2 separate regions of the Homo sapiens genome follow, and region 2 is linked to region 1. Evidence: chromatin contacts called from ENCODE Hi-C or POLR2A ChIA-PET data. All regions are on one chromosome and are shown on one strand. Each heading gives the region's core, a stretch centred on a gene start or an enhancer-like site at or near the end of the contact. The rest is flanking DNA. Distances are from core to core; before and after follow the strand shown. Region 1 has its middle 120 kb from the start of GOSR1. Region 2 has its middle 97 kb from the start of CRLF3.

Evidence for each region. A loop is a pair of places that touch in the nucleus more often than their neighbours do. ChIA-PET counts read pairs that join two places held with the same protein, here RNA polymerase II (POLR2A). Pooled maps may share reads with other maps.
Region 2: a map with no recorded cell type shows a loop between it and region 1 (8-fold over the local background). The contact joins two enhancer-like sites. A Hi-C loop is called at or near these places in 4 of 168 maps with a recorded cell type or tissue (GM12878, chondrocyte, endothelial cell of umbilical vein and 1 more), 10 of 37 single-sample maps with no recorded cell type and 17 of 50 pooled maps. POLR2A ChIA-PET finds 5 or more read pairs at or near these places in 5 of 52 experiments (A549, AG04449, SK-N-SH and 2 more).

Annotation. Positions count from the first base shown.
Region 1 is chr17:30,595,604-30,602,998 of GRCh38, reverse strand. It overlaps the pseudogene SMURF2P1-LRRC37BP1 and the pseudogene SMURF2P1. Among named protein-coding and RNA genes, the nearest start is that of GOSR1, 120 kb to the right of the region's middle. RefSeq lists a silencer at 2,238-2,717. Within about 2 kb of position 2,603, at least 40 of the 41 ENCODE cell types and tissues checked have a DNase peak (open chromatin) inside an H3K27ac peak, as active enhancers do; they include GM12878, where a contact is called at or near this core.
Region 2 is chr17:30,724,105-30,731,499 of GRCh38, reverse strand. It overlaps the pseudogene SUZ12P1. Among named protein-coding and RNA genes, the nearest start is that of CRLF3, 97 kb to the left of the region's middle. Within about 2 kb of position 2,644, at least 5 of the 41 ENCODE cell types and tissues checked have a DNase peak (open chromatin) inside an H3K27ac peak, as active enhancers do; they include GM12878, where a contact is called at or near this core.

The sequences.
Region 1 (7,395 bases), core at 1,354-3,853:
CTAATTAAATCCAGCTCTTGAGATCTATTTGCTAAAATATATCCCATCTAATTTGTAAATGATGAACAAAAATGAAAAAAAAAATGTTCGCTTTCCTGGCAAAACAGAAGACTCCACTATAACCAAAGGAGGAAGGACAATGTTTTTAACATTTGTCAAATTTTAAGAGAAAACTATTCAGAGACAAATAGTTGTAAGAAACTCAGAGTACCTCAAACTGTTTTTCCTATTAAGTGGACACAGGGTATTTAAAAAATCCTCAGAAAAACCTGAAACAAAATCACTCTATAAATGTAGTTCAATATTCCCTCTTCCCCTAAAATATAAGCATAATCTTTCCTCTTAACAAACTTTACTTATAAATTTTTATAATGTATCATAGGCAGTACAGAAACCACAGATAAACACTTTAAGATCTACTGAGTCATACTAAAAACCTCAACTCATTTTATCTGCAGAAAATCAAAATCCCTATTTTTTCCCTCATTTTCTCTATGTAGCCTTGAGGGAAGTAAATGGAAACAGCTTATTTCTGATGCTTTCTGCACACCTGGGATCGCATGTTCTTTCGATGATCACTGATTCCAGATAGCAACAGATAAACTCTAAAGCAACAAAGATCCCCTAAAAAGGTTTCCATTGACTTCTCCCAATATAAGGACATTGAATGGGGGGGAGTAGGGGGAAATACAAGTATCCTCCAATCCAGGTTTTCCATTAAGAACCACTCAGTTAATGATTCCCTGCATTTTTCCCTAGGGAAAGCAAAACTGTCATGAAGGTCGTATATTATTTAAATTGCAGCCAACAGACATTCGAGATAAATTCTCAAATACCAAATTCACTGCAAGTTTTCATCTAGCTGTACTGGGATGTGACACACAGGCATTCAACCACAAAATTAGCTCAAATAAATCTCAAAGTCTAGTGTGGACAAACATAATTACAGTTTATTCGTACACGTGCACGCACACACAAATCCTCTACGGAAAATTATCTTTCTCACCACTCATCGGAATATAAACGTGGACAATTTATCAGGGGTAAATGGTGAAGGTAGGATAACGTCGTGATTTCAATTCCTTTTCAAACCAAATACAAGTTTTCCTAAAATGGGGGTGACATGTCCATGTAAGAATACCAAAAATGGCACTGTAAGCAAAAATGTACCTGTAATGTTAAAGATTTCATGCGCCTGGAATCATAAACACTTTGTAAGTGTAGTCTTCTATCTAGCAACCCCTCCGGACATTATTTTCCATTTAGAAAAAGGAAGGGGGAGGGTGGGGAGAGTAAGAGAAAGTTTGCTCTAAAGTTTGTATGAGCACATAGTTAGAAAAGTACCCCCTACCCGCCTCCAAAAGTGTGTTTTTAAAGCAGGTCTGGAGTTAGAAGTGACACAAGTTCTGCGGCCTACAAGGTACAACCCCAAACATGCCACCCTACAATCAGACACTTCCAAAACACAGTGTACAATGAGCCCGAGCCGTCGGATCAGACAGGCACATGGGAAAAGTCAACCTCAGTCTCCTCTCCTCAGAGAGACCTGAGTTTAAGGTGTGCGGCCCCGGCAACGGTGGCCAGAGGCGGGGAGTAAAGGTTTTGCAAGCGGGCATAAGTGGGTGTGCAAGGTAACAACCCGGGAACACACACGTACACCCTCCCGTTAAGCGCTCCATCTTTAAGGAGTGTTTACTGCGCGCAGTCTGCAACCGGATTCAATAATCCCCTTCACGAGCCCACCTGGGCCGTAGCCCAGGGGCTGCTGCTCCCCGAGCCCCGGGAGGCAGCGTCGGGCTCCTTGACCAAGACTTTTCAGCCCGAAATCCGCTGCGATGCGAACGGGTGTATCCTCCCCTCCACAAAAGACTACCCCGCCTCCCCGAGTCATCCTCGGCTTTTTAAAGAATGTCCAAACCAGAGCGAGTGGCTTTCCAATTACTCTCCCTGAACTAGGCCTTCCTACTCCTCCGACCCCCAACTCACCATTGATCGCGATCCTGGCCCTTCCCAAGTCAACAGGTACCCCGCGCCAGCTCGCCCACCCGGCGGCTGCCCAGCCCGGCCGCCGCTCCCCATCACCTGTCGGGCGCAGTCTGACTGGCCCGTTCCTCCGGCTTCAGGGGTTGGACATGTCCCCGGCGGCGGGGTTGGCGGGGGCGGCGGGCGGGACGGGGACAGGGGCGACGTCGAAGCGCGGCGGAGTCACCACAGAGGCAGGGGCTGAGGCCCGAGCTGCCGGCGCTGCGACCGCCACGGCCGGAGGGTCCCGGATGTGGCGAGCGTCGTCGTCCTGAGCCGCTGAGCTCCCCGCTCCTCCCACTTCTCCTTCCTTGGTCCGGGCAGCACAACTAGGCGGCAGCCGGCCGCTGGCGCCCCAGCCGTCTCCTCGCGGCCTCCGCGGCCTTTCCCTCCTCTCCTCTAGGCTAGGCCCAGTAGCCGACGGGGCTGGTCGGCTGAGGCGGGCGGTGCTCGGCGGCGCCGGAGCAGGACTCTGGGCTCGGCTACTCCTCCTCCACCCGCCTTTTTGTCTGAGGGACCCGGGACCTGGGGCTGCCGCCACCACTGGTCGGCTCCGGGGGACTGGGAGGAGACGGGAGTTGGGGCCGTTGGGGCCGGGCGGGGCCAGCGGGCGCGCGCAGAGTACCCAGGGTGCCCCGGGCTGGCACCGGCCGTCAGGGAGTGGGTGAGGTGCCGCCGAGGGTCTCACGCGGAACGCGCGCAGGGAGCAAAGTGGCAGCGGGGGCGACAACTCTGGCACCTGGAGGGGCATAGTGTCCGGTCCACTTAAGGAGAGCTTTTGTCCAAGCAGGGCCGACTGCATTTATTAGACGCCCACTGCGTGCAGAGCGCTCCTAGAGGCTGGGGCGAGGAAGGTTAGAACCGAGTCCGCTGCCCGCTGGGAATCTGGCGTCTCTCGGGCGAGGGAAGAGACAGCATTCCCACGCCAATGGTTCCAGCAAAGCCCCAGGACTGCTCTGCTCCTGGTCTTGTAGTTGACACCTCCATCGGAGACTCACCTGGGGGAGGCGATCGGGTTACCTGCCGGCTCCTGCTCTTTTCAGGTGCAGCCAAGGATAGGGAGATGATAACATCTGAAAGGATTAACAAGATAAACCTTGGAGAGTAATGTATGAAGGGTTGTTCATACACTGCTGTATTTAGTTATCTCAGGAGGAGAAAGAAAATTTCTTTTTAAATGTGTACCTTATCCTTTGACCTTGTAACTTTACTGCTAGGATTTTTTTTTTTTTTTTTGACAGGGTCACCCTCTGTCGCCCAGGCTTGAGTGCAGTAGTGTGACCACGCCTCACTGCAGCCTCAACTTCCTGGGCTCTGGTGATACTCTCACATGAGCCTCTGGAGTAGCTGGGACCACAGGTGTGCACCACCACGCCCCATTAATTTTTGTATTTTTAGTAGAGACATGTTTAGTAGAGACATTTAGGTTTCCCCACGTTGCCAGGCTGGTCACGAACTCCTGACCTCAAGAGATCCGCCTGCCTCGGCCTCCCAAAGTGCTCTCAGGCTCGGCTCCCTGAGCCACCATGCCTGGCCCTATTCTTGACAAATAAATAATAGTACGGAAGATGTTCTTTGCTATATTCCATTAATAACAAAAGGAATGAGGGAACAGCATAATGGTCCATGAACCGCATGCTTTTTAATGCAGCCATTTAACTGACAAGTTTTATGAAGATCATATAATATGGAAGAATGTATATGTAATGCAAAGTTTAAAAACAGAATAGAAGTTGTATGCATATGCATGCGAAAGTATGTAGCACAATGTAAACTACTAAGAACAACAGCGTGGGAGATTTTTTATGTGATTCATTAGTTTTGCTTTAGGCTGTTATTAATGCAATTTTAAATGTTTTGGATTAATATATTTTAATCCTTATTCCATGCCAGTCATTTCTTTTAATGCATCAGTGTAGTCACCTCTCCAGATAGTTACCTCTGAGAGCATTTCATCAGTTTGGATACAGCCTTACAATTAAAGTAATCCAAAAAAGTATATGAAGTTCTAGACATCACACTAGAAATACCACAGATAGGCCGGGCAGGGTGGCTCACCCCTGTAATCCCAACACTTTGGGAGGCCAAGGCGGGCGGATCATTTGAGGTCAGGAGTTCAAGACCAGCCTGGCCAACTTGGTGAAATCCCGTCTCTGCTAAAAAAAAAAAAAAAAAATATATATATATATATATTAATTAGCCAGGCGTGATGGCGCATGCCTGTAGTCCCAGCTACTAGGGAGGCCAAGGCACGAGAATCGCTTGATCCCGAGAGGTGGCAGTGAGCCAAGATCACGCCACTGCACTTCAGCCTGGGCAACAGAATGAGGCTCCGTATCAAAAATAAATACATAAATAAATAAAAATAAAAATACCAGAGATAGTGCCAGCAATTCATTCAACAAATATTAAGTGGCTATTTTGTGCAGAACAATGAGCAAGGTCCTTTAGAAATGCTTCCTTGTACTACAGATATATACAAATCAATGTGAACAATAGCTGCTACCACAATTTAAGAGGCTGAACAGTGGCAAAAAACTTAGCAAACTGATGTACACATTCACATTTGCCTTATTTTTATGGCACATTCTTTGTTTCCAGCCACCCAACTAACATAATTTGTAGCTTTATATTAGTTAATGTAAGTTAGTATTTCAGAAGGTGATGGGAGACCTGGGGGAGACTGCTTGTTTTGAAGTTTAAAGCAGTACATTCAAAAATGTAAGTGACAGCATAGAAAAATGTATACAGGGTTAACATGCAGAGGTTTGTATTTAGGCTTTCTTGTAAGTTTAAATACTATTGTTTAAAACAAATATTCAGATAAGAATAACACTTTAAAACCATTCAAGGACTGGGCATGGTGACTCATGCCTGTAATCCTAGCACTTTGGGAGGCTGAAGCAGAGGAATCAGTTGAGCTCAGGAGTTTGAAACCAACGTGGGCAACATGGCGAAACCTCATATCTACAAAAAATTAGCCGAGAGTGGTGGCATGCACCTATAGGCCCAGCTACTCGGAAGGCTGAGATAGGAGGATCACCTGAGCCCACAGAGGTCAAGGTTGCAGTGAGCCATGATCATGCTACTGCATTCTGTGGGGGAAAGAAATAGAGATCAGACTGTTACTGTGTCTATGTAGAAAGAGGAAGACATAAGAAACTCCATTTTGGGGATCTAATTAAACTAAAGAGCTTCTGCACAGCAAAAGAAACTATCATCAGAGCGAATAGGCAACCTACAAAATGGGAGAAAATTTTCGCAACCTACTCATCTGACAAAGGGCTAATATCCAGAATCTACAATGAACTCAAACAAATTTACAAGAAAAAAACAAACAACCCCATCAAAAAGTGGGCGAAGGACATGAACAGACACTTCTCAAAAGAAGACATTTATGCAGCCAAAAGACACATGAAAAAATGTTCACCATCACTGGCCATCAGAGAAATGCAAATCAAAACCACAGTGAGATACCATCTCACACCAGTTAGAATGGCGATCATTAAAAAGTCAGGAAACAACAGGTGCTGGAGAGGATGTGGAGAAACAGGAACACTTTTACACTGTTGGTGGGACTGTAAACTAGTTCAACCATTGTGGAAGTCAGTGTGGCAATTCCTCATGGATCTAGAACTAGAAATACCATTTGACCCAGCCATCTCATTACTGGGTATATACCCAAAGGACTATAAATCATGCTGCTATGAAGACACATGCACACGTATGTTTATTGCGGCATTATTCACAATAGCAAAGTCTTGGAACCAACCCAAATGTCCAACAATGATAGACTCATTAAGAAAATGTGGCACATATACACCATGGAATACTATGCAGCCATAAAAAATGATGAGTTCATGTCCTTTGTAGGGACATGGATGAAACTGGAAATCATCATTCTCAGTAAACTATCGCAAGAACAAAAAAACCACACACCGCATATTCTCACTCATAAGTGGGAATTGAACAATGAGAGCACATGGACACAGGAAGGGGAACATCACACTCTGGGGACTGTTGTGGGGTGGGGGGAGGGGGGAGGGATAGCACTGGGAGATATACCTAATGCTAGATGATGAGTTGGTGGGTGCAGCGCACCAGCATGGCAGATGTATACATATGTAACTAACCTGCACATTGTGCACGTGTACCCTAAAACTTAAAAGTATAATAATAAAAAATAAATAAATAAATAAAAGAAACTCCATTTTGATCTGTACTAAGAAAAATTCTGCTGCCTTGTGTTGTGGGAAGTCAGGGACCCCAAATGGGGGGACTGGCTGAAGCTATGACAGAAGAACATGGATTGTGAAGATTTTATGGACATTTATTAGTTCCCCAAATTAATACTTTTGTAATTTCTTATGCCTGTCTTTACTGCAATCTCTAAACATAAATTGTAAAGATTTCATGGACACTTATCACTTCCCCAGTCAATACCCTTGTGATTTCCTATGCCTGTCTTTACTTTATTTTTTTATTTTTTATTTATTTTTTTTTTTGAGAGGGAGTCTCGCTCTGTTGCCCAGGCTGGAGTGCAGTGGCACAATCTCGGCTCACTGCAAGCTCCGCCTCCCGGGTTCAGGCCATTCTCTTGCCTTAGCCTCCTGAGCAGCTGGGACTACAGGCGCCCGCAACCATGCCCAGCTAATTTTTTGTATTTTTAGTAGAGACGGGGTTTCACCGTGTTCACCAGGATGGTCTCGATCTCCTGACCTCGTGATCCACCCACCTCGGCCTCTGAAAGTGCTGGGATTACAGGCGTGAGCCACTGCGCCCGGCCAACCTGTCTTTACTTTAATCTCTTAATCCTGTCAGTCGAGGAGGATGTATGTCACCTCAGGACCCTGTAATAATTGCATTAACTGCACAAATTGTAGAGCATGTGTGTTTAAACAATATGAAATCTGGGCACCTTGAAAAAAGAACAAGATAACAACAATGTTTAGGAAACAAGAGAGATAACCTTAAACTCTGACCACTGGTGAGCCGGGCAGAACAGAGCCATATTTCTCCTCTTTCAAAAGAAATGGGAGAAATATCGCTGAATTCTTTTTCTCAGCACGGAACGTCCCTGAGGAAGAGAATACACGCCTGGAGGTATAGGCTTATAAACAGCACCCCCAGGTGCGCCTGTCTCTTATGGTCGAAATTGCAGAGATGAAATATACTCCAGTCTCCCATAGCGCTCCCAGGCTTATTAGAAAGAGGAAATTCCTGCCTAATAAATTTTGGTCAGACCAATTGATCTCAACACCCTGTCTCCTGATAAGATGTTACCAATGACAATAGTGCCCGAAACTTCATTAGCAATTTTAATTTCGCCTCAGTCCTGTGGTCCTGTAATCTCACCCTGCCTCCACTTGCCTT
Region 2 (7,395 bases), core at 1,395-3,894, 130 kb before region 1:
ATCGCGGGCCCGGCCGCCTCTTTGAACTGAATTCGCGGGAAAATTAGGGGTCGGAGCGGCCTTCCTGCTGGCCCCGGTGCATTGTGGGGAGAGAAGGACCCAGCGAGCGGTTTAGAGAGTCTAGATCCTTAGTTTTTTGCCCCCAAACACCGTAAGAGCGGTCAGAGAGGTAAACTGGTTGAGAAGTACTTACATACACTCTTCTCTTCTTGAGGATCTATACCTTTTCAGCTCAGAAAGCTGAGAAGGAATCCGGTGTTTTGCGAGCCTTGCTTTTTTTTTTTTTTTTTTTTTTTTTTGAGACGGAGCCTCCCTCTGTCGCCCAGGCTGGAGTGCCAGTGGCGCGATTTCGTCTCCCTACAACCTGCGCCTCCCGGGTTCAAGCGATTCTCCTGCCTCAGCCTCCAGAGTAGCTGGGATTACAGGCGCTCGCCACCACGCCTGGCTAATTTTTTTGTGTTTTTATTAGAGACAGGGTTTCACCATGTTGGCCAGGCTGGTCTCGATCTCCTGACCTCGTGATCCGCCTGCCTCGGCTTCCCAAAGTGCTGGGATTACAGGCGTGAGCCACTGTGCTGGCCAGAAACACACATTCTCTGAGGCGGGCCCTCCAGCATGGGAACCCCTGCTCTGTCACATCCAGCTGTCATCCCAGCCTGTCCCATCTCAGGCTGTCCTGGGCTCTCAGTACCATCATTGAGCCAGCACTTTCAAATCTCTTATGTCCAGCCTGGAATTTCTCATCAGAGCCCCCATTACCATTTCCCTGCTGAAAACCAAAACCCTTGTAATTGGCCCAGTTAGCTCCCTGACCCCATGTCTGCTCCAGCCACTCCTGCTATTCCTGGACCACAGCAGGCCTTGCCCCAGGGCCTTTGCACCTGTCGCTTCCTCCACCTGTAGCTTCTGCCAACCCACTGTCCACATGGCCGGCTCCTTCAGGCCATTGCTCAGATGGAACTATTCACCTGGTGTATAGAATGTCCTCTTCATGGGGCAGGGATCATTGAACTGTTTTGCTCATGGTGGCCGCATCCCCAAATTTTACTTTTTTTTTTTAGAGATAGGGTCTTGCTCTGTCACTCAGGCTGGAGTGCAGTGGTGAAATCATGGCTCACTGCAGCCTCCACCTCCCAGGCTCAAGCGATCCTCCCGCCTCGGCCTCCCTAGTAGCTGAGACCACAGGTATGCGCCATCACGTCCAGCTAATTTATTTTATTTTGCAAAGATGAGGTCTTGCTATGTTGCCCAGGCTGAACATGAACTTCTGGCCTCAAGAGATCCTCCTGCCTCAACATCCCAAAGTGCTGGGATTACTGCTTGAGGCCATCACCATTGTTGTCTTCATATCCTCAACTTTTAGAATAGGCCTGGCACGCGGCACTGAATTATTTGTTGAATGAATCTCAGATCCCAAAGCTGAGACTCTGCCTTGATTCCTCACCTTCCCTGTCATCCCCCTCACAGAAGCCATCAGCAAGTCCTGTGGGCTCTGCCTCTCAAGTATCTCGCGACCTGCCCACTTCTGGCTCTAAGCACAGCACCCAGGCCCATGCCGCCATCCTATGTCACCTGTATGTTGTCCTGGCCTCCTTGCCCGCCTCCCAATCCGCCCTTCACTCAGAGCTAAGGGACCACATAATGATGTTGATCCGAACATTAACTGACCCCCTGGTCTCTGCTGGGGTCTCATTTCCTCACTAGAGCCCAGAGGCTGTGGGTGAACTGGTGCCACCAAGCTCTCCAAGCCCCATTCTGTCCTCCCTCCTGTTCCTGAAACATTCAACATTCCAGTTCCAGCCCCCAAGCAGGATCCCTGCATGTTGGCTGCGGCTGCTCATTGTTCAGGGCTCAGCCGCAAGGTCACCGCAGCAGAGTGACCTACCCTGGCCCCCTGCAAACAAAACAGTCCTCGCCTGCTGCCCTCACCCGCCATCTTTTCCCTGTTTTTAATTCACAGCTCTCAAGTGAGCACCTGAAATTACCTTTTTATCAACACGAGCTTCTTGAGAGAGGCCCTTAGAAATCAGCACACGGCTGGGCACAGTGGCTCATGCCTGTAATCCCAGCACTTTGGGAAGCCGAGGCGGGTGGATCACCAGAGGTCAGGAGTTCGAGACCACCCTGGCCAACATGGTGAAACCCCGTCTCTACTAAAAATACCAAAAAATTAGCCGGGCGTGGTGGCAGATACCTGTAATCCCAGCTACTCGGGAGGCTGAGGCACAAGAATTGGTTGAACCCGAGAGGTAGAGGTTGCAGTGAGGCTAGATTGTGCCATTGCACTCCAGTCCGGGCAACAGAGCCAGACTGTCTCAAAAATAAATAAATAAAATAAAACAAATAGGCACAGGCCCTCAATAAATAAAGATCCCCACAGGGCAGGACACCTGGTCCAGACCTCAGTCTCCTCACATGGGAAATGGGAGGATAATATCTGCAAGACAGCCCTGAACACCCCCTCTCCAGCCCTGTAGCTCTCTGCCCGCTTCCCCTCTCATGCCCACTCCTGATACCAGCTCCCTCTCCACTGCCCCAGCTTCTTCACTAAATCCCCCGCAGCCACCTCCAGCCCCCATCCGCATCTCCCCCCACATCCCTGACTAGACACGGCTGGTGTCACTTTCAGATCATTTTACAGCGTGTTACTCCCCCAGCCGCCACCAGCCCCCGTCCGCATCTCCCCCCACATCTGTGACTAGACATGGCTGGTGTCACTTTCAGATCATTTTCCAGCATGTTACTTTGGGGATGGGGAGTGGCTTCCTTATTTCAACTTCCTCATTTCTCCAACTGTCCAGCCACAGAAAGGTTCAGTGGAGGCAGTGTCCCCAAGCTGAGGAGTACTCCCCTCCCAGGGTCTCCAAGCGCTTTCTTTCACACTGCAACAGGCATCCTAGCAGAGGAACTGGTTAGGGGAAGTAAAAATGGCTGGATTTGTACGGTGACTCATGCCTGTGATCCCAGTGCTTTGGGAGGCTAAGGTGGGTGGATCACTTCAGCCCAGGAGTTCAAGGCTGCAGTGAGCTATGATCGTGCCACTGCACTCCAGCCTGGGCAACATGTCTCTAGAAATTTGTTTTTTTTTTTGAGACGGAGTCTCACTCTGTCACCAGGCTAGAGTGCAGTGGCACGATCTCGGCTGACTGCAACCTCCGCCTCCTGGGTTCAAGCGATCCTCCTGCCTCAGCCTCCTGAGTAGCTGGGACTACAGGCATGCGCCACCACGCCCAGCTATTTTTTGTATTTTTAGTAGAGACGGGGTTTCACCGTGTTGGCCAGGATGGTCTCGATCTCTTGACCTCGTGATCAGCCCACCTGGGCCTCTCAAAGTGCTGGGATTACAGGCGTGAGCCACAGCGCCCGGCCAAATTTTTTGTTTTTTAATTTGGCGTGGTGGTGCCCAGCTACTTGGGAGGCTGAGGCAAGAGGATCACTTGAGCCCAGGAGTTTGCAAGGCTGCAGTAAGCTATGATCCTGCCACTGCACTCCAGTCTGGGCAACAGAGCAAGACCCTCTCTTAATTAAAAAAAAAAAAAAAGGGCAGGGAAGCCACCCGATGCCAAGTTGTGTGGGCAGCGAATCCACATGGGTCTAGATCCCAATTTTGCCTTATACGTGCCCTGTGTGACCTTGAGCTGGTCTCCTCACCTCCCTGGCCCTGGTTCCCTCTGCGCTGCTATTCTGCAGGGTTCTGGTAAGGAGAGCAGTGCACGTACACGCTGGGCCAACACAGGCCCCATCAGAGGGTGCCATGCACAGCCTGGCGCCAGTCAGGGCACAAAGACACCCACGGAAGAGGCAGTCCCTCTCTTCCTCCCAGGCTGCACCCTAGAATGCTGAGACTCCAGAGTGGAGCCCCCGCTGAGCCATGTATACTTCCACCAGGAACTCCAAGGCATCTTCAGCCCAACCAGACCAATACAAGCCCCTACATCAGTGCACGGTGCCACCATCCTTCCAGGCCCTCCAGCCAGAACCCCAGGAGCTGAAAGCCTTGACTCCTCTTTCTCTCACCCCTAAATCCAGTTCAAGAGTAAGTCTTTGGGCTGTGTATACTTCCAGAACACCCCAGTGTTGGTCCACACATCTGTCTTCAGCATCTGCCCCTCTAGTCCTGGGCCCTGGCCACTCCCCAAGTGCCCTCTGGCCCCTTTGCCTCCGATGTCCAGGCTCTCCTGGCAGCCAGAGGCACCACCTCCTTTTTTTTTTTTTTTTTGAGACGGAGTCTCACTTTGTCACCGGGGCTGGAGTGCAGTGGCACAATCTTGGCTCACTGCAACTTCCACCTCTGGGGTTCAAGCGATTCTCCTGCCTCAGCCTCCTGAGTAGCTGGGATTATAGGCGCCCACCACCATGAGTAGACACGGGGTTTCACCATGTTGGCCAGGCTCGTCTGGAACTCCTGACCTCAAGTGATCCACCCGCCTCGGCCTCCCAACGTGTTGGGATTACAGGCATGAGCCACTGTGTCCAGCCTCCAAAACTTTTTTATCACCCCAAATAGAAACTCCATACCCACTGAACAATAACGCCCACTCCCCTCGTCGCCCAGCCCTGGTAACTTATAGTCTACTTTCTGTCTCCATGGATTTACCTATTCTAGACATTTCATACAAATGGAATCACAGGCTATGTGGCCTCCCCCGCCCCACCAGTTAGATGGGGGTCTCACTCTGTTGCCCAGGCTGGAGTGCCGTGGCCCAATCTCGGCTCACTGTAACCTCCACCTCCCAGGCTCAAGTGATCCTCCCGTCTCAGCCTCCTGAGTAGCTGGGACTATAGTCACATGACCCCTCTAAATTAACTCCTGGCTAATTTTTGTATTTTTTGTAGAGGCAGGATTTCGTCATGTTGCCTAGGCTGGCCTCAAACTCCTGGACTCAAGTGATCTGCCCATCTTGGCCTCGTAAAGTGCTGGGATTACAGGTGTGAGCCACCATTCCTGGCCTTATTTTGTGTCCAGCTTCTCACTCAGCGCCACGTTTCCAAGGCTCACCTACGTTATAGCCTGGATCCGGGCTTCATTCCGTTTTATGGCTGCGTAGTATTCCACTGCATGGGTGGACCATGTTTTCTTTATCCAGTCATCGGTAATGGACATGTGGGCTGTTGCACAGAAGGGTCCTTTTTATTTTCTCCCTAGCTTTACTGAGGCATCACTGACAAATAGAAATTACATATATTTAAGGTTACATGATATTTTGATATCCATTATGTGTTGTGAAATGATTACTACAACCAAGCTAACTAACAACATATCCAACACCTCACCTAGATACCTTTCTGGTGTGTGTGGTGAGAACACTTGAGTCTAATTCCTCAGCAAGTTTCAAGAAAACAGTATGCTATAATAATAATATTATTATTTTGAGACGGAGTCTCGCTCTGTCACCCAGGCTGGAGTGCAGTGGCACAATCTTGGCTCACTGCAACTTCTCCCTCCCAGTTCAAGCAATTCTCGTGCCTCAGCCTCCCAAGTGGCCGGGGCTACAGGTGGGCACCACCGTGCCTGGTTAATTTTTGTATTTTTAGTAGAGATGGGGTCTCATGTTGCCCAGACTGGTCTCAAACTTTTGAGCTCAAGCAATCTGCCTGCCTCGGCCTCCCAAAGTGCTGCGATTATAGGTATGAGCCACCACACCTGGCCTGCTATTATTAATTATAGTCACCATGCTGTACCTTAGGTCTCTGGAAGTTTTTTTTTTTTAGAGATGAGGTCTTGCTCTGTTGCCCAGGCTGGAGTGCAGTGGCACCATCATAGCTCACTGCAGTCTCGAACTCCTGGGCTCAAGAGTTCACCCTCTTGAGCCTTCCGTGTAGCTGGGATTACAGGCGTGTGCCACCATGCTTGGCTGATTTTAAATGTTTTTGTGGAGACAGGGTCTTGCTATGTTGTTCAGGCTGGCCTTGCACTCCTGGCATCAAGCAATGCTCCCGCCTTGGCCTCCCAAAGTGCTGGGATTACAGGCCCAAGCCATTCTGCCTGGTTAAAACGTTTATCTGAAAGCTGAAAGCTTGTACCCTTTGACCTGCATCTCCCGCCTTCCCCTGTGCCCTCACCCCCATAACCACTGCTCTACTCTGCTTCTACGAGTTCAATTCTTTTTTAGATTCCACAGATAAGTGAGGTCACGCACTATCTGTCTTTCTGTGTCTGGCTTATTTCACTTAGCATAATGTCCTCCAGGTTCATCCATTCCAGAGGGGTGTTTTAAAAGACAATCTTGGCCGGGCCAGTAGCTCACACCTGTAATCCCAGCACTTTGGGAGGCCGAGGAGGGCAGATCACCTGAGGTCAAGAGTTCAAGACCAGCCGGCCGGGCGCGGTGGCTCACGCCTGTAATCCCAGCACTTTGGGAGGCAGAGGCGGGCGGATCATGAGGTCAGGAGATCGAGACCATCCTGGCTAACACAGTGAAACCCCGCCTCTACTAAAAATACAAAAAATTAGCCGGGCGTGGTGGCGGGCGCCTGTAGTCCCAGCTACTCGGGAGGCTGAGGCAGGAGAATGGCGTGAACCCAGGAGGCGGAGCTTGCAGTGAGCCGAGATCACGCCACTGCACTCCAGCCTGGGCAACAGGGCGAGACTCCGTCTCAAAAAAAAAAAAAGAAAAAAAAAAAAAGAGTTCAAGACCAGCCTGGCCAATATGGTGAAACCCCATCTCTATTAAAGATACAAAAATTAGCCAGGTGTGATGGTGGGGACCTGTAATCTCAGCTACTCGGAAGGCTGAGGTAGGAGAATTGCTTGAACCTGGGAGGCAGAGGTTGCGGTGAGCCAAGATCACGCCACCGACTCTAGCCTGGCCGACAGAGCAAGACTCCGTCTCAAAACAAAAACAAAAACAAAAGACAATGTTGAGTGGTGGGTCTTCTGCTTTAACCCCTCCAACACCTCTGACTCCCGCCTTGTCTCCCTCCAGCCATGCGGGTTCCCACCCTGCAGCCTCAGCCTGTCCCCATCTGTGTCCCTCAGACTCAGAGGTGTCCTCCCCAGAGACGCAGACATGGGCCTCCGCCACCCTGTATCACAGTGCCCTGCAGTCACCACCTGCCTGTGCATCCCTTGCCATGCTGTGACCTCTTGTGTCTCTGTTTTCTTCTTGGTAAAACGGGGATACCTCAGAGGGCAGCTGTGCAACAGGACAAATTCACACACATGAGACACTCGGGATGCTCCTGGCACATAGACAGGGTGAAGCATCCCTTGTCCCCATTGTCACCTTCTCCATTAGCTCGGGCTGCCATAACAAAGTACCACAGACTGCGCGGCTTACACAGCAGAAATTTACTTCCTCCTAGTTCTGGAGGCCAGAAGGCCAAGATCAAGGTGCCAGCGAATTCAGTTTCTGTGGAAATTCTCTTCCGCCTTCTCACTATAACCTCACAGGG